2 separate regions of the Mus musculus genome follow, and region 2 is linked to region 1. A link is a loop called in an ENCODE intact Hi-C map of the cell type or tissue named here. Cell type or tissue: left cerebral cortex. All regions are shown on one strand. Links, peaks and the distances in the headings refer to the core of each region. The heading gives the core; the rest is flanking DNA.

What was found. Peaks named below come from ENCODE experiments on the same cell type or tissue, not always from the same donor. Only the 100,000 strongest peaks of a DNase experiment are listed, where the experiment ranks them.
Region 2: it touches region 1 in a loop (4-fold over the local background); 8 of 42 quality-filtered maps call a loop at or near these places.

The regions. Positions count from the first base shown.
Region 1 is chr14:16,187,587-16,203,082 of GRCm38, forward strand. No RefSeq gene overlaps it. Among named protein-coding and RNA genes, the nearest start is that of Oxsm, 48 kb to the right of the region's middle. In left cerebral cortex, for the core only: CTCF peaks have their summits at 6,227 (motif pointing left) and 9,132 (motif pointing left); DNase peaks (open chromatin) are centred at 6,179, 9,133 and 13,009.
Region 2 is chr14:14,979,039-14,994,534 of GRCm38, forward strand. Nek10 (NIMA (never in mitosis gene a)- related kinase 10) reads left to right here. Exons shown (of 35, transcript NM_001195229.1): 30 at 1,477-1,577; 31 at 7,629-7,739. Among named protein-coding and RNA genes, the nearest start is that of Gm46441, 41 kb to the right of the region's middle. In left cerebral cortex, for the core only: a CTCF peak has its summit at 6,434 (motif pointing left); DNase peaks (open chromatin) are centred at 5,354, 5,817, 6,423 and 8,540; H3K27ac peaks cover 676 bases.

The sequences.
Region 1 (15,496 bases), core at 5,077-13,076:
AGGTATAGAGGGATTTCACAAAGCTAGAACTGCTCCTGGGCTTCATGGACTGTACTTGGGTTTTCTGTCACTTAAAATGGAAGGATAAACTATAGTTCATAACTTGGCACTCTGCCTTAATTTACTGATTGATAGTATTGATTGAGAATGTTTATTATGATCACTTTAGCCCATTTTTCTTGATCCAGTCCACAGTCAGCCTTGAAAAGCAATGAGGACATAGGAACATCCTGGGTCTCTTGCTACCCAGTCCCTGGATCACTGTTATCAGTTACTTTCCTATTGCTGTCATAAAGCATTTTGACCAAAAGCAACTATAGAAGAAAGTTTACTTCAGCTTGTGGTTTCAGGGAGATAAGACTTTGTTATGGTAGAGACACATAGCAGCAAGTGTCAGGCATGGTGGCAGGGGTGGGAATCTGAGAGCTCACATCTTCAAACTGCAACTGGAACCAGGCTATATACTCTCAAAGTCTACCCCAATGACATACTTCCTCCAGGAAGACCATACCTGCTAAACGCCCCCAAAGAGCACCACCAACTTAGGACCAGGTGTTCAAATACGTGAGCCTATGGGGAACATCTCTTATCCAAACTACCACAGCTTATATTCTCTTCTTCTTTTTCTATTTCAAAATATATCTGTGTCCTCTCATTCCCGAGTATCATCACATAAAAATAATAAAAAATCCAATAAAATATTTTGACACTTTTTTATATTTCATATTTAAAGGAGAAAAATATCCACTGTGTGGCATGTAGGGGTTAGGTAAACAGTGTTTTATTTGAAAGTTTCAGTTTAGAGGAGCCAAGAGGTAAATGGCATGTCTATAATAATTATACCTTTATAATCAATAATCTTCAAATTGCTATCTGCTCTCAGAAGCACAGAAATTTTTCAAGTATATTTTTCTGAAATTTGGGGCATTAAATATTCATTAATTTTCTGTGTCATAGAGTTCTAGACACAGAAGGTATTTTGGAGTAATGTTTATGTAGTCAGTCTGATTGGGATTAAAGAAGGCCAGCTCAGCAGGTCAGCTCCCCTAGCATAGCCAGCCTCTGAGGCTCCAGGAAACCTTCCACAGGCTGTATGTCATTGATTTAACTTACCTCGTAATCATTACCATCTTCTTATGTTTTCTATTAACTTATTGATCTGTATTTAAACAAGCATTCATGTCATACCAGTTATGTGAAGCACTTAGGTAGGCACTGGGGAAAATCAGGCATCGCCTCAGGATAAGAACTCAGAGAAATGTATAGATATGCCATGAAAAAAAAATCTCAAAACAGCTAGATGAGAGAGATGCATGCCTTTAATCCCAGAACTCAGGAGGCAGAGGCAAGTGAATCTGAGTTCAAGGCCAGCCTGGTTGACAGAGTGAGTGGATTTCAGTCCAGCAAAGGTTACATAGAGAAACTCTGCCTCAGAAAAAAAAAATAATAATCTCAAAACAGCCACCAGTAAGAGGGCTCAGCTCATAAGGGCACTTGTTACCAAGCCAGGCCACTGAGTTGGATCCCCAGGACCAACAGGGTGGAAGGAGAGAACCAACTCCAACAGGCTGTCCTCTGATTTACACACACACACACACACACACACACACACACACACACACACACACACATTATGATCTGGTAGCTGGCTACCTAACAGGACTTATTGCTACTGCCTTCCCTGCCCAAGCTTTATCCTCTCTGTCCACATAGGCCGCTTGACATTCCTCCCACACACCAAGCAATCTACCTGAGACCTTTGTACTCTGTCTGCCTGGGGATATCCTAATGGCTAACTCATTTCATTTGGCTCTCTGCTCAGGAGTCTCCTCTTCTGAGTGACAGGAATCTAAAATGATTGTAAAGTACTGCTTGGCTTCATTTCTCCTTGTGGCACTTGTCATGATCTAGCATGGTGAGTGTGGCCTGTTATTTACCCTTTCTTTAGGTAAATCCCATGAAAGCAAGGTATTACTTACTTCACTCTTGTGCTGCAGGACCTTCAGCAATCCCCACCCTCCATGCACATTCAGGAAACAAATAAACACACCCATTATATATCCCAGAAAAGGGGCAAAAGAAAGAATAGTATCCAGAACGATTCGAGATAATAATCTGCTCTAGCTAAGGGCATAGCAAAGGGAAAGATCAGCTCCAAAGTAAGTACAGAGATCAGGGAAATGCTTGTCTAAAAGGTTTGAAAACATTATTATCCAAATTGGAGCCATTATATGAAAAGGCTTTTAAATTCTGCAAGATCTAAGCAAATTCATGGCCAAGGTCCATCGGAACACACACTTTCTGCTCCACAGTCAACCCTAAAAATAGACTTTTCTGATCAACAAGGTACATTGGAGCTGAGCTATGCACCTGCAGTCGGAAGTAATGTAAGAATCTTCCTATAGAAAGTTAATAGATGAGTGGGGGGAGGAAGAAGGAAAGAAAGAGGGAGAGGGAAATGGAGAGGGCTGGAGGGAGAACATGTATGTTTGTGTGTGTGTGTGTGTGTGTGTGTGTGTGTGTGTGTGTGTGTGTGCAGTTATGCACTCATGTGCACATGCTTTGGAGACCAAGCATGTTAAGCAAATATTCTATCACTGAGCAACAGCCCAAGCTTGACGGAAAAGTTCTTTTTATAATAGTAATTTATTTGTTATTGTGATAGAACTATGTCATTTCTCCCCTTTCTTATACTCCCTTCAATCCCTTCCATATATGCCTCTCTCTCTCTCTCTCTCTCTCTCTCTCTCTATATATATATATATATATATATATATATATATATATATATATATATATATTCTAAATATATAAATACAATCTGCCTATTTCATATAATGTTAATTTTCAGGGCTGACCTTTGAACAGTCTATTAGTGTGATCTACCTAAGAGAAGATAATTTCTCCAATCGCAGCATTAACTAGTTTCCTGTAGTCCCCTATCTAGAATTGAATCTTCATGGAGTTTCCCCCAACAATGTTGCTATGTCTAGTGCTGTCATCTGTGTTCATCTCTTCTGTAGGCAGCCATGTTTTCGAGACTTGAAGGGTAAAGCTTTGCTAACATTTCTAGAAGACACAATCTCACATAAAATCCCCAATTCCTCTAGTTTTTACAATTTTTCTTCCCCTTCTTCCATAATGATCCCTGAATCTTGGGTGCAGGATTTGTGTTGTAGATACACCCATTGGGATTGGGCTCTACAACTCTACATTTTGATTAGTTGTGGTTTTCTGCAAGGGTCTCTATCTGTTGCAAAGATAAGTTCCCTTGATGCAGGATGTAAATTAAACTTATCTGTGGGTATAAGGACCAAGACTTAGAATGTAGTTGGGAATATGCTGGTTTAATAAAGTGGTTGTAGGTTCTCCTTCAAGATTCATGACTTCAATAGCCCTGTGAAATTGACTAAGTTTCCAGTACCAGTCATGAATTCCCTCTTATTGAGATGGCTTCATGTCCAATTACAGAGCTATTGGTTACCACCAACATATGAGTGTGATTACTGTATCCTTAGGGTTATTGTCATGCTGGTTGGTGTTGTTTCATAGGTTTCACAGCTAGGTAGGATTATTGGTTGATCTTCTCCTTTGAGATCTTGCATGGTACCTTTGGATACAATTAAATCTTCATAATAAAGGAGGATAGGTAAGAGTCCCTTAAAAGGCAGCAACCTACAATCCTACTCTATATTCAAGCGTTTGAAAGTACAGGGATTAAAATTTGTTTTTCAGATTTGAATTTGTTACCTGTTGGGGTGATTATTTTGTGCAGTGTATAAAGATTGTCTTCATATTATGAAAGCAGAGAGTTGAGTGTAGACTGGACTTTCGTATTGTTATTCATATGGCTGCATCATATCTTGTAAATCCTCCCTCCAGCACTTTCTGATTGGTTTATTAAAGAGCTGAATGGCCAGTGGCTGAGGCAGGAAAGAATAGGTGGGACTTCTGAGCAGAAAGATAGGAACTCTGGGAGAGGGGCTTTGGTGGGAGACTAGAAAGGCAGACACTGAGGAGAGAGATTCACCAGTCATAACTGAAGAAGAGGTAACTAAGGAGCCACATGGAAGAACACAGATGAATATATATGGGTTCATTTAAGTTATTAAGAGCTAGTTAAGAACAACTAAGGCCTTAAGCATTCATACTTAATTAAAAGTCTCAGCTTATAGGGAAGCTGGCAGGTTATAGTGTGGGAAGCCACATGTGCCGTTGCAGGGTGGCTCTGGCTACTGCTGGCCACCACGCATACATAGGCAGTAAAGTTTTTTTTGCCAAGATGAGGTTTTGAGAATTAACCAATCAGATGAGAGACAAGTTAACCAATCAGATGAGAGACAAGTTAACCAATCAGATGTGAGACAAGTTAACCAATCAGATGTAGGCATGCAAATGAGGTGGTAAGCATAACCCATGAATCACCAATCCGGGTGTGAGACACGCCTCTCCTAGGCCTATATAAGCAGCACCAGTTCTGGGCTTGGGGTCTCTTCGCCTCTGCAGTCAAGCTCTCCCAATAAACGTGTGCAGAAGGATCCTGTTGCAGCGTCATTCCTGCTGGTGAGTCAGGGCTCGCGCAAGATTATAGAAAACAGAAATCATAGTTTCTCTTATCACTTGTACATGTGAAAAGTCTAGAACTTGTGACAGTCATCTAGCTATGGCCCTCAGCTAAGGGACCTCTTCTCAGTGTGCTAGAGTGCTTTCCATGCCACTTTGTTAACTCAGATCATGTTTTCCTTGGCTTTCTGACAATGAAAGGAAAAATAAGGCTGAGACATTTTTAAAGATAAGAAAGATAAGAACTGCTGTGGTTTTTACCTAGGACTTCCTTTAAGGACCAAATGTGAAAGGTGGTGGTCTCCAAAAAACACCTGGAAAAGGAGGGGGAAATGGGATGTGAATATGAGAATAGAGAGGCATCCCTTCATCCTAGAAGCAGTCAAAGCAGAGAAGCAAGAACTCCATTGATATTACCAGTTTCCTAAGGCCTCTACCTTTTCCAGTATGCAAAGCTGATATTTTCCCATTAGAAGCCTCATTCATAGGAAGGCACATATAACCAATTCCCTTGGGCAACCCTAATGGCTTCTTAACTGACCCCTTCCAACGCATCTCCAAAGCCAAGCTGTAATCAGTTCCCAATATCAAGGAAGTAAACAGGAGTAGAAGAAAGATAGAGGACCCAGAAACCCAGTGAGCACCGAAGCTTCTGAAATCCTACATTCTGTGAGATGCATTTCTTTCTTTGCAAAGTTTGGACTCATCCTTTTGGCTATGTCTTGATTTCTTATGAATGTCTATTTTCCTCTTAATCCCCATAGTTAAAACTATATTAAAATACCTTTAATAATCAGTGGAAAGAGAAGCCCATTGGTCTTGCAAACTTTATATGCCTCAGTATAGGGGAACGCCAGGGCCAAGAAGTGGGAGTGGGTGGGTAGGGGAGTGAATGGGGGAGGGTATGGGGGACTTGGGATAGCACTAGAAATGTAAATGAAGAAAATACCTAAAAAAAAAAATCTCCACACTGTTTCAAGTACTGGCTATTCTTGATATTTTTTTTTCAGCATCAAAACCATGAATCCCCGTTTAGACTAAGTAGAAGGTCCTAAGACAGTAGAGGAACACAGGCTTCTGAGGGTAGCAGTGTGGAGCTATGTCTCTGTGCATTTACTACTGACACTCAGCTCACAATTGTGGAGATTAAAAGCTGACAATCAGGTACCATCATGAGCTAGGCCTCTAAGGATGGTCTAATAGTGGTATGACAAGCTCATTGGCCTGACATTCAGACTCCACATGACTGTATAGAAAGTCAGAGGGAGCACATTTAGATTTTACATGGCCAGAGAGGAAGCCAGGTCTCACTGTCTTAGTATAATTCACATCTGTAGGATCTAGGTAGGGGAAGGAGGTAGGATACCATTCTGTGATTTTATAGCCTTCCACAAGGTTCCAACCCCTGCCACCATCACCACACTGAGCAGTCCTGGGTACACAGACTATGACAGATGTTTTTATCTTCTTTTTTCATTTATTTTACCTGTCAACATTTGAGATTTTATTCCTGGCCTTAAAGCTATACATTTCTGGGCTGGAGAGATGACTCAGCAGTTAAAAGCACTGACTGTTCTTCCAGAGGTCCTGAGTTCACTTCCCAGTAACTACATGAAGGCTCTCAACCATTTGTAATGGGATCTGATGCCCTCTTCTGGTGTGTCTAAAGAAACAGTGTACTCACATAAAATAAATAAATAAATCTTTTTTTAAAAATTTAGACATTTCTTCAGAAACAGAGGCATGATCAAAAAAATAAAAACGTTCTAAGTAGTTGTAAAGAACCATAAACTATTAGAATGACACACAATTGCATTGCAAAATGTAGAGTAGAGGCTCAGGGTTTACCTAATACTTCTCAGCATTATGGAAGAGGGGAGGAAGGCCCAGAAGAGTCCTTGGAGCAGACCAAGGGTAAGATTTTTTGATGTCCATTTAGGATCTTTGTGCCCATCTGAACTAACTGCTGGGACTCACAATAGATCAGTCCTTATGACAGTGTGGTGTTCAATGCCAGTGCTCTGGACTCTCAATGGCTCCCACTGGTAATGTTTCAAAAGGATTTTAAGCCTAAATATTAGCAAAAAGACCTCATTTCTAACCATTTAGGAACAAGTCTTTTGTAGAATGGAGATCAGCACTCGGCAAATTCTCCTCATGAGGAACCAAGAAGTAAGTATTTCAAGCTCCAGTGGCCATGTGGTCTCTGTCAGCACCAAAGACAGCCACCAACAAACTTAAGTATATGTGTGGTTACATGTCCTAATAAAACTTTATGAGTTGCATAGGAAGGCAAATTCCATACAATTTTAGTTTCATAAAATACTATTCTTTGATTTTTTTTGTATTACTTCAAAACAAATTTACACTAAAGTCACGAGCCAAAACAGAATTTCCATTGGTACAAAGATAAGAGTGTGATGCAAGGAGCTGCCTGGCTCCATCACTAACAACAATTCTCCTTCAAGCTTCAATGTCCTTGTCTGTCAAAAAAGGAAAGGGATGCCGACATTTTATTTTAAACATAAGAGAGATGAGCTATGTCACATTGTTCACAAGGAACAACTTCCGAACACTATCGATGATGTGGTGGGGGGGAAGAGGAGAGGAGACTCCATTGTGTGAGAGAGTCAGATCATCTATTTAATCTTGCCTGATGCCGTGTGGTGCCATGAATTTCCAACTCCAGTGAACAGCTTTTGCTATTTATCTTTAGGGGTATGCAAAGATATCCTGGGACTTTTAATAGACTAATATTCCCTCTTTGCTTACTCTCTTTAAAATAGTTCATTATTTGGTTGGTTGGTTGAGTGACTTGTGTGTGTGTGTGTGTGTGTGTGTGTGTGTTCCCATAAGCATGTCATAGCATGTATGTGATCAGAGGACATTTTGTTTGTAGGAGTCCATTTTATGTTCTTGTTTCAGGTGCCTTTCTCCAGTGAGCCCTTGCTCTGGCCCCTTGCTACTTCGCTCTTTATGATATTCTGTTTGCATACTGAGTTATCACATTAGGCCTCAGCCAATTCTGTCCTCTAGACCTGAGTACCATATTATACAACTTTAATCTTATCTGAGACCCAAAATTCAAGCTTTTTCTTCTCTATTTTGTTAATTAAGCACATCACTCATGAGCATGGCTATAGGTTTTGTCTTAGGGTTTCTGTTGCTGCACTGAAAAACCATAACATAAAACCAAGTTGGGGAGAAAAGGAATTATCTGGCTTACACATCAACATCAGTGCTCATCATTGAAGGGAGTCAGGATAGAAGCTCAATCAAGGCAGGAGCTGATGAAGAGGCCATGAAGGGGTGCTGTTTACTGGATTGCTTTCTTTAGATAGAACACAGGACCACCACCTCAGTATGGCACTACCCACAATGGGCTGGACCCACCCCCATCAATAGCTAATTAAGAAAATGCCTTACAGCTTTGTCTTGTGGAAGCATTTTCTCAGTAAAGGTTCTCTCCTTTGAGATAACACTAACCTGTTTGTCAGTTGACTTAAGACCAGCCAGCACAGATTTCCAGCTCTTACACCAGCTGAGTCAGCAAACATTCTGCAACAGTGATTCCTCCTACCAGTATCTTCACTGTCACTGAAAGCTCGGAGGAATGGCTCTGCATCTGACTTCCTTTCTATATGCCATCTTTTATCAACACTCCAATACTGAAGGTTACCAAAATCAGATCTCCAACTTAGAGGGCTGATATAAAAAACTCCAGAATGAAAACATATTGCTTCCCCTTTATTTCTTCTTATAGAAAAGGATAATGTTTAAGGAAAGTCAAAATATTCTAAAACAAACAATATGCTTCTTAAAACTAACGACACTCATGACTCTCGACCTCCATAGCACATGAGTTTTTGTGCTCTGTGCCCCTGATACCCGTGAGTGCTGGTGGCATTTGCAGTTCCAGAAGGTGGCAGTTTTTGCTTTAAAATTCATTTCCCAGACCTGCATTCACAGTCCTAAGCCTAGTAAAAACTAGAGAACATTTGTTGAACAAGTGTCCGTGCTAAAGTCTACAAGAACTGCAAAGCAAAACATTACATCTCTAGTACCCACTAACTTGCAATCCATGTCCTGCTTTTCTCCAGAACTCAGTTTCATTTGGAGAGTAAAATGAAAGAGTTTAGCCAGTGAGTCTTCAGGTTTTCATTGGCTCTTTTCAGTAGCTGTATCAGCAAACATAGAGGGTGTTGTTCAAGCAGGGCACAAGTAGCTTTCTACTTGTGAATGTCTCTTGCTGGAGAGACACCATAGGGAAATTTTTTGAGGAATGGAATTTCCATTTTTCATGGATTCTGCTGGTCTTGTCCTTAATAAGTAAACATGATTGTGCCTTTTGCACCACACCACGCCTATGCTACACGGGGTTTAAAAATTACAGTTTTTCAAGTTTGAAAGAATAAGGACAAATCAGGTCTACCTTGTGACATAAAAACATTGTTAGAAACAAAGTGTTATGTTGAAAACGTGACAAAGAAACATTTACTCAAACATTTTTAAAAATAAACTAGTTCAGTTTAAGTGAAAGGCCTATTAACCATCAAGGCTTTGGCTCCATCATGTGGCCGTTTGGATTTATTTTACTTTAGTGTTCATAAGATTTTTTGTTTTGTTTTGTTTTGTTTTCAAGATAGGGTTTTTCTATGTGGTCCTGGCTGGCCTGGAACTCTCTCTGTGGAGCAGACTGGTCACCAACACTGAGATCCACCTGCCTCTACCTCCCAATTGCTGGAATTAAAAGCATGTGCCGCCAATATTATTTACGAATTTAAAAGTGCGTGTATCTAAACTTTACAGCATAACATTTTGACCACTGTATATATTATGAAATGATTACTGCAATCAAGGTAGTTAGCATATCCATATGCTAATATCTCTCATAGAGACCCTTGTATATGACAATAAACCTTAAAATTGACAGTTCTGGAGCTGGAGAGACAGCTCAGCAGTTAAGAAGAGTATTTGCTGCTTTTACAAAGAATCCAGGTTCAGTTTCTTTCTTTCTTTCTTTCTTTCTTTCTTTCTTTCTTTCTTTCTTTCTTTCTTTCTTTCTTTTTCTCTTTCTTTCTTTCTTTCTTTCTTTCTTCCTTTCTAAGATTTATTCATTTATCTTACGTATATGAGTACACTGTAGATGTCTTCAGACATACCAGAAGAGGGCATCAAATCGTATTAAAGATGGTTACGAGCCACCATATTATAGTTACTGGGAACTGAATTCAGAACCTCAGGAAAAGCCATCAGTGCTCTTAACCACTGAGCCATCTCTCTAGCCCCGCAAGTTCAGTTTCTAATTCTCAGGTTGGCCACTTCACAACTGCGATCTGGCACCCACTTCTTGATTGACACACATAAACCCACACAGAAACATATAAATAACAAATTATAATTTAAAAGGCTAACACTCTTAAGAACACCATGTGCTGTTGTTACCTCTGTTAACTGTGCAGCACATACGTGTTCAGGAACACACTTATAACAAGCTTTGGACCTTGATAAATCTCTCCACTCTACAACCCTCTTCTTCCTCTTCCTCCTCTCCCTCTTTCTCTCTCTCTCTCCCTCTTTCCCTCTCCCTCTTCTTCTTCTTCACTCCTTCCCTCCCTCCATCTCTCTCTCACCCTTCCCCCTCTCTCATTTTCTATATTCTGCATTTCTGTGTGATCAAACAGTTTGTCTTTCTTTGCCTGGCTCATGCCCCTTAAGCATGAATGTAGTACAACTTTTTAAAACTTATCTCCAACTAGCTTACAAATGAATGAAACTCAGACTGTGGTTGTTTTATTTAACTTTAACAATTACTGGGATAACTCCTAGTCTACTTTTCTAACTGCTGTCCCAGCTACCTCCCCAGCAGTATACTTCAGATACTTGCTGTTTCTCCTGGCCATGTTCTCATGGTCAATCTCTTCTCATGACAGCTCTCTTTTCTCTTATTATTCTTCCTCCTTCTTCTGCTGGTCTCTCTTCTTTTTCCTCTGTCTTCTCCACTCCTAACCAATCCCACCTGCCTCTAATCTCTCCAGCAATTGGCTTTCACTGACCATTATTCAACCAATAGTTTTAAATCCGTGAACAGGGTTTATACAACAAAAGCTTATGAATATGAGAATTCACTCATAGGCCTAGACCTTTGGATACAGAAGTTTCCACTCCACCCACTCCACTAGTCCCTTACCCAAATTCATGACTTTTGGGTTTGTTTCATAACCCGTTTAGTTTTACTAGGGCCATCTGTGTGACTATTGGATTAGAACTCTCCATGATGCCCAAGAGGGTCACCAGTGGGTCCACAACTTAATGTAATGAGCCTCTCCTCACTGAATCTATAAACAGGAAAGAGTTGTCATGATGGTTACCTCACCCCCTATTCTGAGCCACTCCTCCATCCATGCTGGCCCATAATTATGCAGATCCAGTATAAGTATATGTAGTTGCTATGAATTTAACATTGCAATGGTTACTCAGAAGATGAAAATCTATAGCTCTTCTTCCTACCATCTGACTCATACATCCATTCTCTCCTTCTTCCATGGTGTCTCTGAGCTTTGGGGGGGGGTGATTATGAATGTCTTATTTAGGGCTAGACACTCACTCACTCATCTCTCATTTTCAATACTTTGTACAACCATGATTCTCTGTATTCACAGCCCTTCACTGGGAGGAGAAACTTATCTGGCTAAGTCTAGGAGTAACATGTCTATAAATGTATAATTTATATATAAACAAGTATTTAGAAAGCAGTTTAACTCTATGTATGTATTGCCTGGCTAAGCAATAGCATTGTGTTTCCTCTAGGCCTACGACTTCCTCAGCTACATATTTTGACCATACTAAACATGTATTCCCTTGTGGAATGGGCCTCCATTCCAGAGACCAGTTAGGTATCACCATGTGCCACTATTGCACAAAAAGGCATATCTTGCCTGGCTAGGTGGTCTTGTAGTTTAGAATGTTTACAGCTGGGTCAAAGTATTGTTGCCTGTTCTCCTCCAGCAGCTTGCATAGAACCGTCTAGAAACACTCCTCTTTCTAAAGCCCTCCTAAAAAGTTCCACCAGCCGGGGACCAAGAATTAAAGTGCATGAGCACATGAGGACATTTCTCAATCAAACCTCCACATTACAGAAGTACTATTGCCATATTGGTAATTGTTCCTGTCTCTTCCTTCTCAGCCGAGACAAGGTCTTACTTACTCTGTAATGCAGGCTGGCCTGCTACTCACTATGTTGCCCTATGGCTTCTAACTCATGGTAATTTTCCTATCTCAGCTTTTCAAGTATTTCTTTGCCAGTGTGAGGTACCACACCTGGCATTCTCTCTTATTGCTCCTTTATTAAGGTTTGCTTTTATTCATGCCTCTTTACATTATGTAGGTTTTTATTTTTATCATGAGGCTTACATAAAGTATTTTATAGTCATAATAATCTCTGCCAATTGCATCCAAAATTTTGTCTTTTTATTCACTCCAAATGTTCCTAAAATAAGTTTACTTTTTAAATATTATGTATCTATTAATAACTTCTTATAGTTATAATTAACCTTTTAAATGCCTTAAATATTAATGTATTCAAGTAAAATTCTTCTGATAATTTTTTTCTGAAAGGATAATTCAAGAAACTGGAGCCAGATGTGGTTGTATATGCTGTTAATCCCAACATTTAGAAGGCAGAGAGACAAGAGGATGTCTGTTCATTTGAAGCCAGTCTGACTTACATAGTGAGTTCCAGGACCACCAAATCTGTATACAGAGACCCTGGCTCAAAATTACCAAAAGGAGAGAGAGAGAGAGAGAGAGAGAGAGAGAGAGAGAGAGAGAGTTTTCACTAACTTTTTAGTAGAAAATAAGCAACCTTTTTTTTTAAACTGGGAATAGCAGATACCGTATAGAACTCTGTGATAACTGGATGATTATGTATCAGAACTCCCAAAATGAAACTACTATATTTTGTCCTTTCATGCCCCTCATACTATTGTGGCTGAAGCCACTTTAAGGATATACACAAGATATGTCTTCTAGGGATCTTTTAAGGGAGGAAAATTATTTCACTACAGAAGAAACAAAATTAGTTTGGGTGTATGCTGGGAATAGAACTCAGGTCCTCTGCTGAAGGGGCAGACAGTCTTAACCGCTAAGCTGTCTTTCCATCCAACCCTAATTGAGGTTTTCAACCAGCAGCTCTTTCTGAGACAAAAGCATGGGCTGGTACGTTTGACCCCCACTGATTCCTCCTGACAGTTGCCGGGTAGGGTAGCTGCAGCATCTAGGGTAGAGGGTCTCTCCTCAGAACTTCAGATCTCTCTGGATCTGCACAGGAAGTCTAGTCCCCTAGAGCCACCTACTTTCTGTCACCAACCATTCCTGAGGACTGAGCTCAGAACTGTTTTTATTTTTAGTAAATGCCCTTCTCTACAATCTATTTTCCTCATCTGCCATAAAAGGCTTCAGGATAGTTTGTGAACACAAATACCCGAGGGATCTTCTTGCAACCCCATGTAATGTTCATATCCATAATATCCTGTGGTTTGGTTTGGCTTTGTGGAATCAAAAGAGAAAATATTATGCATGGCATTTCTTTGTTTAAAAAAAATCTATTGAACCAGCTCTGGAGAATTCATACCTGCTGAGCTTTAAAGCATAGCACAGCGAGTGATTAAAATCCTGTTGTTTCTGCTGGCTTTGCGTCTTTGTGAGAGTTATTCATCAGAGAAAGGTCTTGCTTTCTGTATTTACAGTGCTTTTCTCCAAAAGTTGGGAAAAATAAAACAAAAACTGGAAAGGAAGCTTAAAAGTTGAAGTAGTCTAGACACAGGGTGGGCTTTATAAGAGCCGGGACTTCGTCTGAAAGTGCACAGTATAAACCCTGCTTCACGTTCATTTACATAATTGGCTGCCCAGCATTTACATAATTGGCTGAACCCGGAGGTCTGCTATCTGGAAGCAGCACTTCCAGTTTTGATCCTTTCAATCCTGTGTTGGGCAGCCCTGGCAGCTGGACCCTCCCTCCCCCACTCTCTCCTGGCACACATCCAGGAGTGTTTGCATAGATCCCAGCTGGTGGCATATTGAACAATTTTACTGGAAGACCACATTTGGCAAGCAGGTGCCATTGGGCACCAGGCATTCTCCACGTGATGAAATCACATCTCCCAGCCTCACACTTCTTGATTAACTGATGAGGCTAAACTTCATTGTTTCTGAGCAAAGGCTTTCTATTCAAATCACGTCTTATGGCAGAAGAAGCTGTCAGGCTCAGAGCAATCACACTGACCAGATCTTTCTTTACAGTAAACTGTGGCAGCTGCCTGGGTTGTATAGAAAGTACACTGTGACACGGGGACTAAATGAATATCTTTGATAGCTGCACTGCCACAATTGATATAAAAAGAATAAATACGCAATTGAGAAAATTATAGGTAGTCAGACTCAATTATTTAATTAGCCTAGCCAATTTGAATGTACTAATCATTTTATACTTAGCATATCTGATTTTATGTCTCTCTTAAATAGTTATTATTCACCTGCTCTAATGTGAATAGGACTTGTCCCCTCTGGAACTCATTTTGAAAAGTTACTGGGGGCATCAGCAATTGAACTCAGGACCTTGCACATGCCAAGCATATGCATCACTACTGAATCCCACGGTCAGCCTCATGTTGACACTTGATTATCAGTTCAAGAGTGTTAGGAGCTGAGCCAGAGGAAGGTTATATGGGTCATCAGAGGGAGCCTTCACGAGTAAACTTATGCATTCTGCTAGAAGGGGAAGTTGCTGCTGGATGCTTGGTATCTCCTCTTGTTCTCACCATCTCTCCAGGCACACACTCACCCTCTTGGTTTTCCATTATCACAAAGCAGCATATGTTCCTGGCTACGTGGGATGTGGGATGTGGTCCCTGGTCATAAAAGACCCAACCTCCCGGACCACACCTAAAACAAACCTATATTTCTTTAAAATTAGAGTCTCAGATGTTTTCTTAAATCAACATAAAATCAACTAACAGTAAATACCTTAAATAACCTTCGATTTTGTACACATTTATTTTCCTGTTTGCTTGCTTGCTTGATTTCTCTTTTTTTCTTTTCCTTCCTTCCTTTCTTCTTTGATTTCCCTCCTTTCCTTTTTTAATTTCTTTTAAGAGACTGTTTCCCTGTGTAACTGCAGGTGGTCAAGAACTTTCTGTATAGATTACTGCCTGCCTCTACCTCGAAAATGCTAGATCAAAGGCATGGTCCCTGCCTGACTATACACTAGTCTTCTACGTTTGTTTGTTTGTTTGGTTGGTTGGTTGGTTGGTTGGTTTTGGTTTTTGAGACAGGGTTTCTCTGTATAGCCCTGGCTGTCCTGGAACTCTTAGCCAAATGATGTAATGCATACAGACATAAATATATCCACATGTACACATACATATATCTCTCTATATATGTGCACATGTGCATACATGCACACATGTACATATACAGATATATACACACATGTACACTAACACAGTCACATATGTCCACCAGTTCACTGGTGAGCTCTTGCTGGCCACTGAACCTTCCCAGTAGATCTGTACATTAGGTTTGTGCTGATTGAAATGTCTGGTACCACCAGGGTTCTTTTGAGTCTCTAAGCAGCTATGTTTACCCCTGGGGGATTCTGGCGTTCCCTCTAGCTATGGTTTCCTCTCAGTGCACTCAGTGCACTAGGGGATTTGCACCTAGGTTCCTCCTTTCCATCTGCACTTTAAGTCCTTCTAGTACTGTGTGATACAAGATTCTCCTTAAACAGCTGCTATGTTACAAACTCTATACAGCTTAGACCTCGTGCACGCAGGGACAACGGACTTGCACTTGCTTCAAACTGCAGAGCAACTCCTGGGAATTAAGGGGTAGATGGGTTCATGTCTTCAAATACTTCTGAATCTATTTGTTCTTA
Region 2 (15,496 bases), core at 2,377-10,376, 1.2 Mb before region 1:
CCATTACACAGTCCTGTTTTCAGGGGGGAGGGATCTTAGCGCTGTTGTACAGTCCTACCTTCAGGGGCTTAGACAGAACTCCAACCTTTAGGGGCCTCTGGGTGGGAGCAGAGCTTCGGAGGTTGGAGCCACTCTTCCCCACACAGGTATGCACTGTGGGCCTGCAGTGCTGCTCTTCGCTAAGCTCTTGTGATTTGATTTCTCAGCCTTTTACCCAAGGGTAATTCATCAAATCACATCTTAATGAACCAATAATTATGCTTACAAGGAGTTTTCAAAAGAGACAGGGCCTTTATATCTAAAGAAGAAATTAGCCTCAGATGGCACAGAGCTGAGTTATTTCTTGTGCTAATTTTCCAAACAAGTACAGAGAGCTATCCATAAGGAAAATCTTCATATTTTATTTACCTTTTTGTTTTGTTCCTAAAGAGGATAAATTCATGTGTTTAATTAACCATATAAAATTTTCTTTAAATGTTTTGAAAACAAACCATTTATGGCAAGACACACAACCTTTTTCTGAAAGCACACGTAAGAATCATCTTTAAAATTGCAGCTATGGCTGAATCGATTACTATAACAGATTTAATTTCTTAAATGCTTGAAATGGTATGAAAGGGAGAAAAGGAGGTCTTAAGAAACTTAATTTTAATACGATTATGGTAAATGAGTATAAGATGTTATAAGTGTGTGTGTGTGTGTGTGTGTGTGTGTATGTGTGTGTGTGTATGTGTGTGTGTGTTCCAGAGGATAAAGAGGGGATATTATCTTCTGGCATCTTCTATGCTTTCCATTGCAATCTGTGAATGAGAAGATATAGGTGTGGCTAATGCAGGGTGGGATGCCACTCCTATATATTAGCTTTGCAGTCCTCAAGGATAGACCACTGTGTTGAGGACTAGAAGCAGCTCCTGTGCACATTGATAGCCATTGGTCAGAATCTGTAAAGGTACAGTAGGTTTACAGGAAGAATTCAGGACAAGTTAACCCAGAAAGAAATTGAAGGAGACATTAAGATTCACAGTAATTAAGGATTTGAACAGTACTTAGTTCTACTATAGAGTTCTTGGTATTTGTGTCTAGTAGATTTGATAAAATTAGCTTTAAAATCTGTTATAAAATTTATGGATAGTTTATTACTTAAAAGTAAGCAAACAAGCAAACGAAAAGCCCTGTTTAGAATTTCATATCTGAGGCACCATTTCCTCCCAATGGCAGCCTCCTGCAATCACAGACAAAATATCCAAGGGCACTTAGTATTTCAAATATTGTGTGAGAAATATTTTTTGTTTCCTCAGTGCTTGAGAAGCGGAGGGAGACAACAGCTTATTTCACATTCTAAAACACTGAAGTGTTACATTGTCTCGTCCGTGAGATGAGATTTTGGCTTCCTTCTCCCCCAGAATTTTATCCCATTTTGCACTAACACTGCTTTTCTTAGAGACCTTGACTAACTGCAGACTTTGTCACCCACAGCATCTGCAGGCATCGCTGTATCCCAGCGGAAAGTGCGGCAGATCTGCGACCCCATTCAGCAGATCCTGATCCAGCTACATAAAGTTATCTACATCACGCAGGTCAGTGTCTCCCGCTGTACACCTCTCAGCCACAAGGCCAAGCTAACAAAGTTGAAAGCACACAGCCTTGTGGGAGCCTGAGTTAGAGTGACCACGGAATTGTTCTCACCCCTCCTGCAACGTATGCATGTGGGGAGTTGCCTAGAAGTAAATCAGTCCAGTTTTCTCCATGGTTTCCACCTGTCTTCTCCATCCTAAAACAGACGTCCACACAAGTGGATTTGTATTGTGATGAGCAACAGGGGACAGAGCTGGGTTGCTTCTCTACAAGCAGTTCTATCATAGGAATAAAGGGAATGGGACCTCTCCTTTCTCTCTTAATTTTTAACCTTAATATTTTATTGAATATTTTATTTATTTACATTTCAAATATTATCCCTCTTCTCTGTTTCCCCTCCACAGACTCCGTATCCCTTCCCTCTCCCTCTGCTTCTATGAGAGTACTCCCCCACCCACCCACCCACCCACTCCCACCTCACTGCCCTGGCATTTCCCTACACTGGGGAATCCAGCCTTCACAGGACCAAGGGCCTCTCCTCCCATTGATACCGGATAAGGCCATCCTCTGCTACCTATGCAGCTGGAGTCATGGGTCCCTCCATGTGTACTCTTCGGTTGGTGGTTTAGTCCCTGGGAGCTGTGGGAGAGGGGGTCTGGTTGGTTGATATTGTGGTTCTTTCTATGGGGTTGGAAACCCCTTCAGCTTCTTCAGTCCTTTCCCTAACTCCACCATTGGGGTCCCCATGCTCAATCCAATGGTTGGCTGGGAACATCCCCATCTGTATTGATCAGGTTTTGGCAGAGCCTCTCAGGAGACAGCTATAACAGGCTCCTGTCTGCAAGTACTTCTTGGCATCCACAGTAGTGTCTGGGTTTGGTGTCCATATATAGGATGGATCCCCAGGTGGGGCAGTCTATGGATGGCCTTTCCTTCAGTCTCTGCTCCACACTTTGGCCCCGTATTTCCTTAAGACAGGAGCAATTCTGGGGGACCTCTCCTTTCATCTGATTTGACAGCAGAGCCTTTCAAGGATATGATAGCCAGACTCACCCCACCCCAATTTCCATAATACTCAGGACTATTAAACCTTCCTATTTGTGAATCTGAGTAATACTTCGGTTCTGAGAAATTTGGGGCTGAAGACGAGCTATTGGTTACGGACCCACTGGATCTAATGCTAAGCAGCTGGGTACCCCTTCATCTAAGACGTGTGCTACCTACTAGTGACATGTTCCTTTTTTTAAATTTTTATTTTTTGACATGCTTCTTTTTTAAGAAATATAGATATTTGGGTAAGAAAATAGGTACTTTGAATTTCAAGATAGTGTCACCTGGTGCTTTTGTGAAATCCTTTGCTCATTTGTCATATAATGAGTAAACACCTATTCAAGCAGCAGACACTGTTCTAGGTTTTGAGAGGCACAGATGTCTTATGGTGATTAATCTTGAATTCTAACTTGATGAGCATTAGAATCAGTAGGAAAGCGTGTCTGCGAGGGAGTATCCAGATCGCATTAGATGAAGTTGAAAGACCCATCACAAGTGTGGCTGTATCACAACTAGAGTCCTGGGCTGAGTAAAGATGAGAAAGGGAGCTGAACGTGAGCAGTGATCCAGTGTAACCATCTGTGTTCTGCCTCTGGGTGGAACTGTCCATGCTGTGACAGACTGTAGGCCAGAGCAAAGGTTACCTCCTCTCCCCCCTCCTCTCTCCCCCCTCCTCTCTCCCCCCTCCTTTCTTCCCCCCTCCTTTTCTTCTTCTTCCCTCTCATCTCTCTGTTGCTTCATCTGTCCTTCCCCTTTCCTCTCTCTCTCTCCCCTGTCCTTCCTTCCTTCCTTCCTTCCTTCCTTCCTTCCTTCCTTCCTTCCTTCCTCCCTCCCTTCCTCCCTCTCATCCTCCTTCTCTCCATCTTTCTATTGCTTTTGTCAGTGGGTTTTTTTTTTTTCTAAGCAACAAGATAAATAAGTAACCCTGATTACCTTGAGAACAAAAGAGCCACTGTGGGAGCTTCATCAGGGTTCAGAAAGATGCCCCCATTTCATGTTCTGCGGCCCAATTCAGTACCTTTAGGACTAAGGCATTGCACCCAAAATGAGGTGGAGTTTGGAAATAGAAACTTCAGTGAGGTTTGCTGAGGTGCTGTGCTGGAAAAACATAACTCCTTCCCTTGGAGACAGGCAGACATCGACTCTGAGATTCCTGCTGAAGACTGCTGGTGATGTGCTGTGAAACACCTTCAATAGGATAGGAAAGGCCCCGGAGGAGGTGGGTTGGTAGAAATGTCTGGAACACTATCACCTACAGGAGGAGCCACTGAATGTGACTAGGAGCAAGCACTAACCAGCAGCGATCCCAGCAGGTATAGATAAGTGTTTGCTGCTAGCACCAAGCAAGGCCAGAACATCCTCAACTCAAGCTCCATCCTCCCCTAGGGTCTCTCAGCAGTTCTTATGCTGGATGAGTTTTGTATTTTTTAGCCAGTAGCATGCATTCATTCCATGCTGACAGCTCAGTCATAATGACTGTAGATTTTCCAAATGTGCTTTAAGAACACTTTCAGCTTCATGTTATTAACACAGCAAAGAAAGGTTCCCCTCTGGGAATTCTAACACACAGTGCTCAATACAGCCAGTGTCATCACAGGAAGGAGAGAACACAGCTGAGGTGATATGTTGGTGCAGAGGAACAAGTTGTACAAAGGAAGCCTGTCAAAGTATAATTAACTTAAGGCTTCCCACTCTCCTCCTGAGGACCAGAGGAGAAACTGATGAAAACCTTGCTTCTGTTCCTGTCCAGTTTCCATGCTTAACATGTCAGTTTCACAGACATAACATGTCAGTTTCACAGACATACCTGCAAAACTCATCTCGTGGTAATAGTTCTACAAGTCAGGATGTTAGACTTCTTATTTCAATTGTACATCTTAACCTGCAAAGACAGTCTTAATGCCAGCATGCTAAGAAGGCAATGAGTACTTCATCTCAGATGCTGGAAATCAGTGTCTTTGAGCAGCTGGAGATTAATGCTCAAATGTTACTTTGTAGTTATTGCATAGGTAAGACCCTCAGAGCTGAAGGAATCTGAGTGGCTTTAATTCTCTACTATACTTTATTTAGTTTGTTAAACAAATGCTTTGAAGTCATCATCTAACAACTTAAAAAATTACAATACATCTGTATCCACGAGAAGAGATAGGAAGACTGGGGAGGATTGCCCATCACTGGGGTGCTAGCAGCAGCAGCAGCAGCAGATGTCCCCCAGGCTCTCAGGCAGCCACACTGTGTTATGCAGCAGCAGCAGCAGCAGATGTCCCCCAGGCTCTCAGGCAGCCACACTGTGTTATGCTGCAGCAGCAGATGTCCCCCAGGCTCTCAGGCGGCCACACTGTGTTATGCTGCAGCAGCAGATGTCCCCCAGGCTCTCAGGCAGCCACACTGTGTTATGCAGCAGCAGATGTCCCCCAGGCTCTCAGGCAGCCACACTGTGTTATGCTGCAGCAGCAGATGTCCCCCAGGCTCTCAGGCGGCCACACTGTGTTATGCTGCAGCAGCAGATGTCCCCCAGGCTCTCAGGCAGCCACACTGTGTTATGCAGCAGCAGCAGATGTCCCCCAGGCTCTCAGGCAGCCACACTGTGTTATGCAGCAGCAGCAGCAGATGCCCCCCAGGCTCTCAGGCAGCCATACTGTGTTATGCAGCAGCAGTACAAAGCATGACTCCATTTCTCCTACCAAATCTGGTTTTAGGGACTCTAAATTTTAAGAGAAGTGTGAGATTTTATTTCTTTAAATGGTAATCTTAGAACATTTGCTTTTAACATTTGGGGGAAAATGTTAAGCAGTAAAATGTCAAAATAGAATAGAGTGCTATTTTGGTCTACTATTTATCCAGTGGAGCCCTGCAAATTGCTGGTGCCTTGCTAATATATAACTAGGTAGGGAATGCAGGGTTTTGGAAAGAATTCATATTGATGTAAGTTTGAGAAGACATGCCGACCAGGATTTCTTCTTCTTCTTCTTCTTCTTCTTCTTCTTCTTTTTTTTTTTTTAAAATTACTTTGTGTGGTACAAGAAAAACCATTTCCAGGTTTGAACTGAAGAACATATTATCTTTTCTAGAACCATTTTCTTTTTCAAGAAAATGGGCGTTCTTGCAGGCTGTGTGTGTGTCAGATGTAATGAGTCCATAAGAATGTTTATAAGCTGTGAGGTACAGTATGGCAGCCCTGTGCTAGTGGTGTTGGCTTAGGGATAAGGCTGATACAAACACACCTCAAAAGGAAGGTGTGTGACCCATCCTTTACTTACCTAGGAACAGAACCTGCTTTGCAAGTTTGCTGTGGGAGAGTTGCAAGAATGCAAGCACAAAGGAGTGCTCACAGTATCTGGCAAGCATGAGCTGTGCGTTTTGGTTCTGATTTTATACTGACTATGTTGTTATACGTACTTCATATATAAATGAGCCATCACCATTTTACGTAGTTTTCAATTCTTACTGAAAGATTGATGGATGGGACACTGTGCTAACAGTATTTATCTCACTGAGACACGGTAGCTTGCTTGCACTGCCTATCTTAGGGATGTGAGCTTACTGGAGTGAGCTCAAGTGTTTCTTCCATTGAATTCAGGGGCAATAGACGATCCTCCAAGTTAACCAGAGACTTATCAAGTTAAATAAATAGCAAGACTTGTCAAGATCTCTGTGACAGTTATTCTGATGCCTTCCAGTGTTAGGCTGAGTCCACTGGTGACCACATCTTCAATATGCCTTTGTGGCCAGCAGGATGTGAGGCCCTTCCTTTCACAGACGGCTGCAGTAAAGCTGGGAGGTTGCTAACGGGACCTAGCGCACCACTGCCCTCTGCTGTTTGCTTCAGGGAGGTGGCGCCTTCTGGCAGGAAACAATAGGGAATCACCAAGTCCTGTCTTTCTAGGCTGGGTCTCCATCCTCTCAGGGCTCCACCCCTTCCCTTGCAAAGAGACCAATGCTAAAAACTTCATTGTCTTCTTCGCCTTACATATTCCTCTGTTAGTCCATGTGAAAGGCAAGAATAATCGTGAATTTGGAGGGCTTTGAATCAGACTTCCTTCATGGTGGTACACATATTTTTATTGGTTCCAGATAGTTACAAGGTAGTAACCCAACTGAAGTCCCAGGTGGTGAAGCAGAGCTGAGTTTGATCATCTCTGCAGTGTCCCTGCCTGTCTGGGTCATCATTTGGTTGGAGTTTATAGTTTTCTTTCTTTTTTTTTTTTCTTTTTAATTGGGAGCACTTGTTTCACCCCAACCCACCTCTCTCCTCAGCTCTTCCTTTTAATGTTTAGCTATAAAAAAAAAAAAAGCTTATTGAGATGGAGACCCCTGATAATTCTGATCCTACTTCTTTTGTGGTATTCTTCTCCCAGACTTCACCTCACCCTCTGTGCCACCAGAACTCTGATTTCCCATGCAATTCCTGCCTGCCAAGCCCTGCAATTGGGTGGTTGTTTTAAATCCCCTTTTCTGAGACTCTGCTGTGACTGCCTATATATGTATGCAGTCCACAGCATCCTATCGAGGTCATAATGCATGCCAATCCATGCTCTCCTGGGAATGGTGGCCCCTAGGATTTTGTTTCTGTCTAGCGGAACTGTTACAGGAAGACACACAGGCCGACACATAGCTGTCAAGATTTTGTGTTTCCTGGTCCAAAGTATCAGATCTTCTGAAGGCTGTCACTTAGGTGCTTGGTGTGGTTCCGGCATGTGACAGACGCCTACACATGAATAGAATGTACCTCCCTTGTCAAGGGTGCGCTTTACTAAATGGAATGTGCATGTGCATAGCTGTTATGTGAGAGTGGTATCAGTAAGGGTGACTGTGACAAGATAAAAAAGCAGAGCCACTCCTCTATGCAGAGGATGAAAACTATAGCATATAATTTGCTAACTCAGAGTCCTCCTTAGGTTTTGAGGATGTACTGTTGTGCTGGCCCCATATAAGTGCTTCCTGTAGGGGCTGATGCACTGTGGAGGAGTTGGTTGTAATGGCTGTCCTCTTGCTTTCTGCAGCTCCCTCCAGCTCTGCACCATGATCTGAAGAGAAGGGTTATAGAGAGATTCAAGAAGTCCCTGTTCAGTCAGCAGAGCAACCCATGTAACCTGAAATCTGAAATTAAGAAGGTATGTGTTCTCCATGTAGACACCTATCCATGAGAGATGTCTTCATCCCAACCCTGCTCCCTGATCTTTGCCTACTGTTAAAGGGTAATGCTCAACCAAATGGGTCCACCTTCCCTGTTTCCCATGCTTCTTTTTGTGGCTATTAGCTCCAGGTGGCTGGCTGATACAGCTCTTTCCTTGTAACTACATGTTTGCGTAAGAATAAATGTCTTTAATTTTAAAATATGTATATTGCAGCCTGCCTTTGAAGCATCTGTCCCAGTATTTTGGAGAAGGTTATTCAGTGAGCCCCCTAAATTGCATTTTCTACCTGAAACCATCACTTGACCATGCAAAGCCACCATTTTAATCATCTATGGGGACAGAATGAACTTAGCCCTCCTATCTTCAACATTCTGCAGCCTTTCCATATTTGGGTACAACAAAAGTTTCTCTTCACACACGCAGAATCTAAATTGTTATAACAAATGGGAAGAAAGTTGTTTACCTATGGTGACATGAGTTGGAGACAGGAAACCCACTTTGTCCTAGAAGTCATATAAACCCTCTGTCTTGTCCCTGAAGGACCCAGTATGAGGAAAGTCTAGCTACCTTGTTGGAGATAATTTGATCCCCCAATCTCTTCTCCTCCTCTCCTCCTTAAATGCCCTCATATCCTTAAGTGATAGTATTGTGTTGGATTCCTTCTCTGAGGTTGGTTTTTTCCCATTAGTGAGTCTACTTTTAAGCACAAGCTTATCACTCAGGAAATAGGCCAGTCTCTTTGATTAGAAAAAAAAAGTAAGCAGCCTGTTTCTGCTTTGTTGGCACATAGCCATAGTGAGGCCTGAACCACTGATGTATATACCAGAGGCAGCTGCAAGTAGGTACACAAAGCAGGAGCCCATTCCTCAGAGACAAGAGAGTGAGCTGCCCATCACACGCTGTGCTGGCAAACAAGGCAAAGATAAGGAGATGGTGAAGATGAAGCAGAGGTACAGGAGGCTTCACACTTACCTATAGCATCCTAAATACCAAAAAAATACATTTTTAAATATCAGACGCTCAAGCCTCCCACAAAAGACTATAATGCTTGACTTTTATTTTCTTAGTAAAGTGATACTGAGAATAAGCCAATTTAAATACAATTTTTTTTTAAAACAGAAATTCTGGTTTTATAAGGTGAAAGCTTCTACCTCAGAAGGTGTTCATAGGCACATTTGCCTCCCACTCCGTCCATGGATTTCCCTTGTGCCTTCCTGGAAGGCAAGTTCTTGTGGTCTATCTGATGCAGGTTCCCCTTAATTTCTTTCTTCCCAGACAGTGAAGCCAATTTCTTTTCTTAAATCACTCTTCCTGCTGCCATCCTTGGTTCCCTTCCTGTGTCCTGAGAGCATCTCTAGCCAGTATCCTGGCCTGAGCACAAAGGCAGGATTTCAGGGGGATAGGAGGTTTGGGAGCTCATGTGAGAGTCTCACTGAGCCAGCCTGGCCCACACACCTGCCTCAAGCCTACCAAAGAGCCAAATTAAGAGTGAAAAGCAGGTAAAGAGACTTAGTCAATGTGCCCACTTTGGGAAGAGGGGTACAAAGGTCCAGTGGCCCTTCCAGGCTGCAGTGGTCTTCAGGAGCCTAAGAGGAAGGCAGCTTTTAAATAGGACAAGATATGAATTATGAAAGGCTCTAATCTTGCAAGGTGATCTGAGGAGCTGTCTGAACATTGGTATCTTTATCCAGGAGACAAATTCCCCTCTGGCACCAAGATTCAGCCTTTTCCTCCTAGCAAGGGATTTCTGAGGAAACTTTCAATTTCTTGGGATTTCCTTGTTTCAAAGTCTGATAGATAATGGTAGGGCCACAAATTCATCTTTAAAATGTTCTCATCTTTGTCAAGATAGTTTCTGGTGGGGCTGGGTGAGTTTTGTTTATTTTAAGCAGGGTTAGGAGACAGGCCACACTGTCTAGAGAAGGATGCCACGTCTCTTTTCTGACGAGGTAGTGGCATCTCACAATACACCCATGACCCCCATCCCCCACCTGGGGAAGAGGATACTCACATCTGGGGTTCAGTTGCAGTCAACAGATATGAGCACAATCCCATTCTTCTAAGGGAAGGTAGGCTACATAGTGAAGTATCCACGCTGCCCTGAACTAGGTGTCAGCTCCTTCCTCCATAGAGGCCTGGCTGAGGCTTCCCTGTGCATAGCCTCCTCTTCCACTCCCATGATTTAAACAACTTTCATCTGCCTGTGTCCCTCCTGGGTAGAGCCAGTCCAAGAATCTTGTACATCCTGGCCTATGGTCAGTGTTTTATGTATAATTCACATTAGGGAATGGAGCATCAATATTATGCACTTATATTTTCTTTATGACAGTCTTCATTTCTTCAACTCTTTAATAAATTGTGTGTTGGTGTGACATAGAAATACAGTTTTATGTATGTAGAAAGATCTAAACTCATGAATGTCATGACCCCGGTCTTCCTCCCTTGCTTGTAGTTTTTTTCTTTGCAATGACTTTTGTTCAGAAATGGGCATTTCATCCCTTGTACAGTCATAGAATCCTCCAACTGTCAGGCACAGGCTCCCTTGCTGCCACCTCCCAATCCTTGTCTCACCCCTCACTCCCCACCTCCCCAGGTATTTGACTTGCATTTTCTCCTTCCTTTTGAGACCCAGGGAGCCTACATCTATGGTCTGAAGGAGCTGCTATAGAAAGACTGTGGCCACCTATCAATGGCACTTATCACTTACCAATGCCTAGTGTGCTATGTGAAGGAATCCAAAGATGGAAAAACCCATTTCTAAGAACTAAACTTGTTCTCTCTAGCTCATTTAAGCTGGTCTTTGGTACAGGCTCCTTAGTCTTGGCTGCATTAATTCACTGCACCAAAGCCAACCGAGTAATCACACAGTGGCCTTGGAATTGGGATTTTCAGCAGGGGAATAAAGGAGAAGGAAGATAGAAAAGATTAGTTCAAGTCAGTATTTTATTTTATTTTATTTTATTTTTTTAATTGGTAAGGGGAAAGTTTTATTATAAACACAAGGGAGAGAAAAGTCATCCAGGCTGAACCAAGTAGTGGAATGAATGGGGCTGTAATGGTAGGGAGGATCAAGTGAGGAAGAGAAGAGAGAGGGAGCAAGAAGACTCCATGGAAATCAAAAGGCTGAAAGAGGAAGCAGGAACCTCGAGAGCCTGTAGCCAAATGGCTGAGTTTATATAGAAAGGAGAAAGTGAGAGAAGGAAGCCAGCCCCTTGGCTGGGAAGGGGGCAGGATGAAATGCTCAGAGGAACCACAGGTACTATGTGAGTCTCTTCCTAGTTTCATTGAGACACAGCAATATCCCTTCTTAAGAATAAAAAGTCATCAAGCAACCCAATTAGCACAGAGTGTACATGTTCTGTGCCTTTTATTTTCAGACTGTCCTGGTTCAAGTCAGTATTTTAAATAGCACTGTCAGTGAGTGTAAATCCATGACAATTTTTTCTTTTAAAATATACTCACTAAATCACTCTAGAAACTAATCAAACAGCATTCAAGTCCTCTCCCCATGTTTCTGAAGAGACACAGTTGATTGGTCCAGGGCAGAAATTGCAGAAGCTGGGACTGCTGTTCTGAGGTATAGGCAGCACAGCACTGTCAGGGAATACTGACCGTGCCTGAAGACTAGGAGTCATGCTGAGGCTGTCCCTGAAGCATCACTAAGAATGCCTCCACAGCAGGGCAGCAGCTTGAATCCAGGAGTTAATACTGATACTAAAGAAAAGAGATCACTCTCTGGTTACTCTCAGAGCATGCAAAGCAACCCATTCATTGTTTTAAGACTGGTTTCTGAAGGGAATCAATCATTTTTCTTCCTTTCTATTTTAAATTCTGCCTCAAGGTAAACAAATTTCTGATGAAGGGACATTTCATACTGTAGACAAGCTCCAGCTAGCATTGTAGGTTTGCAATCCCAGGGTAAGAAAGGATGGAGGTCCCACAGAGAGGGACTACCTGATGGTGTATGCCACTTGATTTAGAATACAGCTCTGCCAAAAGCCTGCATTTGCATCTGATCAAGCTTCTAAATGTGAAGTTAGCAAACTATAGTCCTTAAGCCAATCTGGCCTGCTCTCTACTTTTGTTTACATAGCCACATGCTTTCATTTCCATCTTGCCTATAGCTACTTTGTTACTACAGGCAAAGCTGAGTAGGCAGAGTTAGAAACCCTATGTTCTCCAAGCTGGAGATAGTTACTGTCTGACTCCATTGAACAGTTTTCTCGTCCCTGCTCTGGATCTTGCAGCAAATAGAGGGATAAGGACACACATAGGGCCTTAGGTCCTCTAGCCTCCCACTGCTATTGAAACAAACCAGGAGAAAGACTGATGGAGGAGACAGTTTTATAAAAATGGGATAGAGACTCCATGCCTCACAGGATGGTGGTTCCTATCTTTTCAAAGGGATGTGGCTCAGGGGTGTTATGAAACAATAAGAGCTTACAGTTCTTTGTTCTTCCATTCATGTTTCTCAAAGGGCCAAGGCTTGTTCTAACTTTTCTTAGAAAGTATATGTGTATGTTGTCAGTGCTGACCATTTAGTATTGGCTAGCCAACTTGTGTACTCTTTCTTGGGGAAAACTATTTCTCCTGCTTTCAGCACTCTTTAGTTGCTGGGAATTTCTTATCTAGGGTTGAATCCGCATGAGCTTGCCCCCTTTCATGGCCACATGTCTATCGGTATTGTTCTTGTTCAGTTCATGTTTAGTCAGCCTTGGTGGTTAGACTTCATGATACTTCTATGAGACATAATGTCACAGCAAGCTCCCTGATCCCCTGTCTCTTACAATCTCTTTGCTCTCTCTTCTATGTGTTCCCTCAGACTGACATGTAGTAGATGCAGATGTACCAGTTAGGGCTGGGCTCTGTAACTACAAATTTTGATTGGTTATGGTTTTCTGTGATAGATGCAAACAAAAGTTTCTGTGGTATGGAGTGAGAAATATATTTACCTGTAGGTCCTTTTAAAAACCCTCTTTCTGAAGTACATTGTATTTTTAGCAACAGGATAGAGATACTTTGTATCTTTAGCACCCTCTAGGGGTAGAGGGCAAATGAAAACAAAAGCAATAGCTTACTCTGGGGAGTTTCTTGAACCGCCCTGACCAAAAACTCAAAGGAAGGTTTTCATTTTTGTACTGGGGTCTTTGAATGGTTTATGGGTCTTGGGTGAGCATTGTCAGCCCAGATAGAACATTTTCATCTGCGATTCCTTGTGACTTCTCCATACATCCCTACCTTTATTTTACCCCTCCCTCTTCTGCTGTATTTATATTTCTCCCCTTCCCTAATTAGAGCTCCACGTTTTTTTCTGATTTCTTCCTTCTGGTTACTTGTATCCTACTATTATTCCTCTCTCTATTGATCCTCTTCCCGACAAGGATGTATTTTTGTTTGCCTGGATTCTGCAGTCACTAGAGGTTTTTATACTCACACCTGAAGATTTTGAGTTGGGAGCCTCAAATGAGAGAGAACATGTGATGTTCGTTTTTCTGGGTGTAAAATAAACTCATGGAATACAATCAATCTACTTTTACATGATTTTAATGATAATTTAATAAAGTAAATACATATTTTTCAAGAACCATGTTGAAATATTATGATTATAAAATATATTGTACAGAATTTGTTATCTAATTCCTGAAGGAAGGAGATACATAGGAAGGGAAATAGAAAGATGAATGAGGCAATATTGGCTGTGTGCAAGTAGATAACTAGGCACATGGAGTTCAGTGTATTGTCTCTACTTTTATAAACACTTGAGGTTTGTGTACATGTATGTAACATGCATTTTCCAGTGGGTGCCCATGTGTATAGGGATGATAGAAGTTGGGGGGTTACTTGACAGCTACAGAGGCTTTCTTCCCTCATGTGAGCAAATGCAGGCTGTGAGTGTCCCTAACAATCAATGGCCACCAAAGCCACCTTGGATCAGTGGTTTCTGAATGCAAAGAATGAATTCAATGGACAAAGGCAGGATGAGGTGTTTTGTTTGGTTGATTTTTTGTTTTCAATTTAACTGAGTTAAAGTTCTTTGAGAAGAGCAGCCACAATTGAGAAGATGACTCCATAAGATTGACATACAGGCAAGCCCATAGTGGCATTTTCTTAATTAGTGATTGATGTGGGTGAGCCTAGCCATTCTGGATAGTGTCTCCCCCCACCCCCACCCCCCGCAGTTGATCCTGGGTACAGATGAAAGCAGGTTGAATAAGCCAAGAGGAACAAGCCAATAAGCAGCACTCCTCCATGGTCTCTGCTTCAGTTTCTGACTCTAAGTTCCTGACCTGACTTCCTTGAGTGGTAAACTGTGATGTGAATTGCTGTAATAAACCCTTTCTTCCCCATATGGCTTTTGGTTATTGTGTTTATGACAGCAATAGAAATCATAACAAAGATGGCAAGTTTCAGAAAGGAGTTTGTTGTAAGATAGGTGAGAGCTGAAGACAAAGGGCATCTGGAGCAGGAGCATTAAAAGCCTTGACCTTGAGCTGTTAGTTTAGAGATTTCTCATGACTTGTGGAAGAAATTGGGTTGAGGCATGGAGAGGAGCTGGTCAGTCTAGCTGGCCTCCCATGATATGTCCATGTGCTAGGTGTGCATAGTTAGTTTGCTTACACACTCATGTTTAGCTCTCAGGGAGCTATATAAAAGAAGAAAGATAATAGGAAGGTGTACTGGGGACTGGAACCCCTAACCACTTTTGGCATGTCTGTCTTCTGGCTAGCATAGAACAACAGGCATTTTTAGCTTCTGGCAAAGAACAACAATTGAAGTCCTTATTCCCAAATTGTCTGACCAGCTAGTATCTCTTGTTCTCATTATTCTCCTCTCTGAAGAGCTTTAACAGCTGTTGGGGACTTGAGATGACTGATCTGTCTACTTCAAGCAGAATGGGGCCAGTAGGTATTACCCCTCCAATGGGCCTATCTAAAGGACCTCCAGAATGCATGGTTACTTGCATCTGCATACCAGCTGGGTGAAATGAGGAAAGGAGTGTTTCCCTGGAACCCAGCTAAAGATGTGAGGGGAAGAACAAAGGCAAGAGGAGTCCAGATGCACTGGGACTGGGGGGCCCATGAACAGTAGAGAGTTTCATCCCCCCAAGAATTGGCATGGATTTATAAAGAATCCTCAGACAGAAAACTAGGACCACCAAAATCCCCTCTTATTCTCTCCTTGATGGCTAGTCTTTAAAAGCTGCCACTGGGACAAGAGCCAAGGAAGATGCCGGGGGAGTAGGCACATGTGCCCAGGGTGTGTTGACACTGATAATTTGGAAGCACATGGGGGAACTTGAGGAGACAAAGCATTTTGCAGCTCCATCTGAGGGTAGAATCTGGTAAGGCCATAGAGATCTGTGGCCCTCCATGTGGGCAGTGCATCCAAGTCCCTTACAGACCAAGTTGATAAGAGCAGTTTGTACCTGGAATCTACCTAGTGTGGTCTTTGCTCTGGCAATCACTTGTTGGGCTCTACAAGCAGGGCTCACATTAGGGTTGCCAGAATTCTGTGCATCTCTCAGACTTAGCATTTGGCTGTCACAAATCTATGTGGTCCTTCAAGGTGTAGCTGTTTTAAAGTGCTAGTTATCCTAGCAGCTATCTATGCCCCTCTTTTCCCAGGCATGGAGTCAGCTAATGTCCTATAGAGCAGGTGTACTATTCAGGCACACTTTTGGCTTTTAGCTGTGGGCACTGTAATCCAGGGAAAGAAAGGAGATATTTAATATG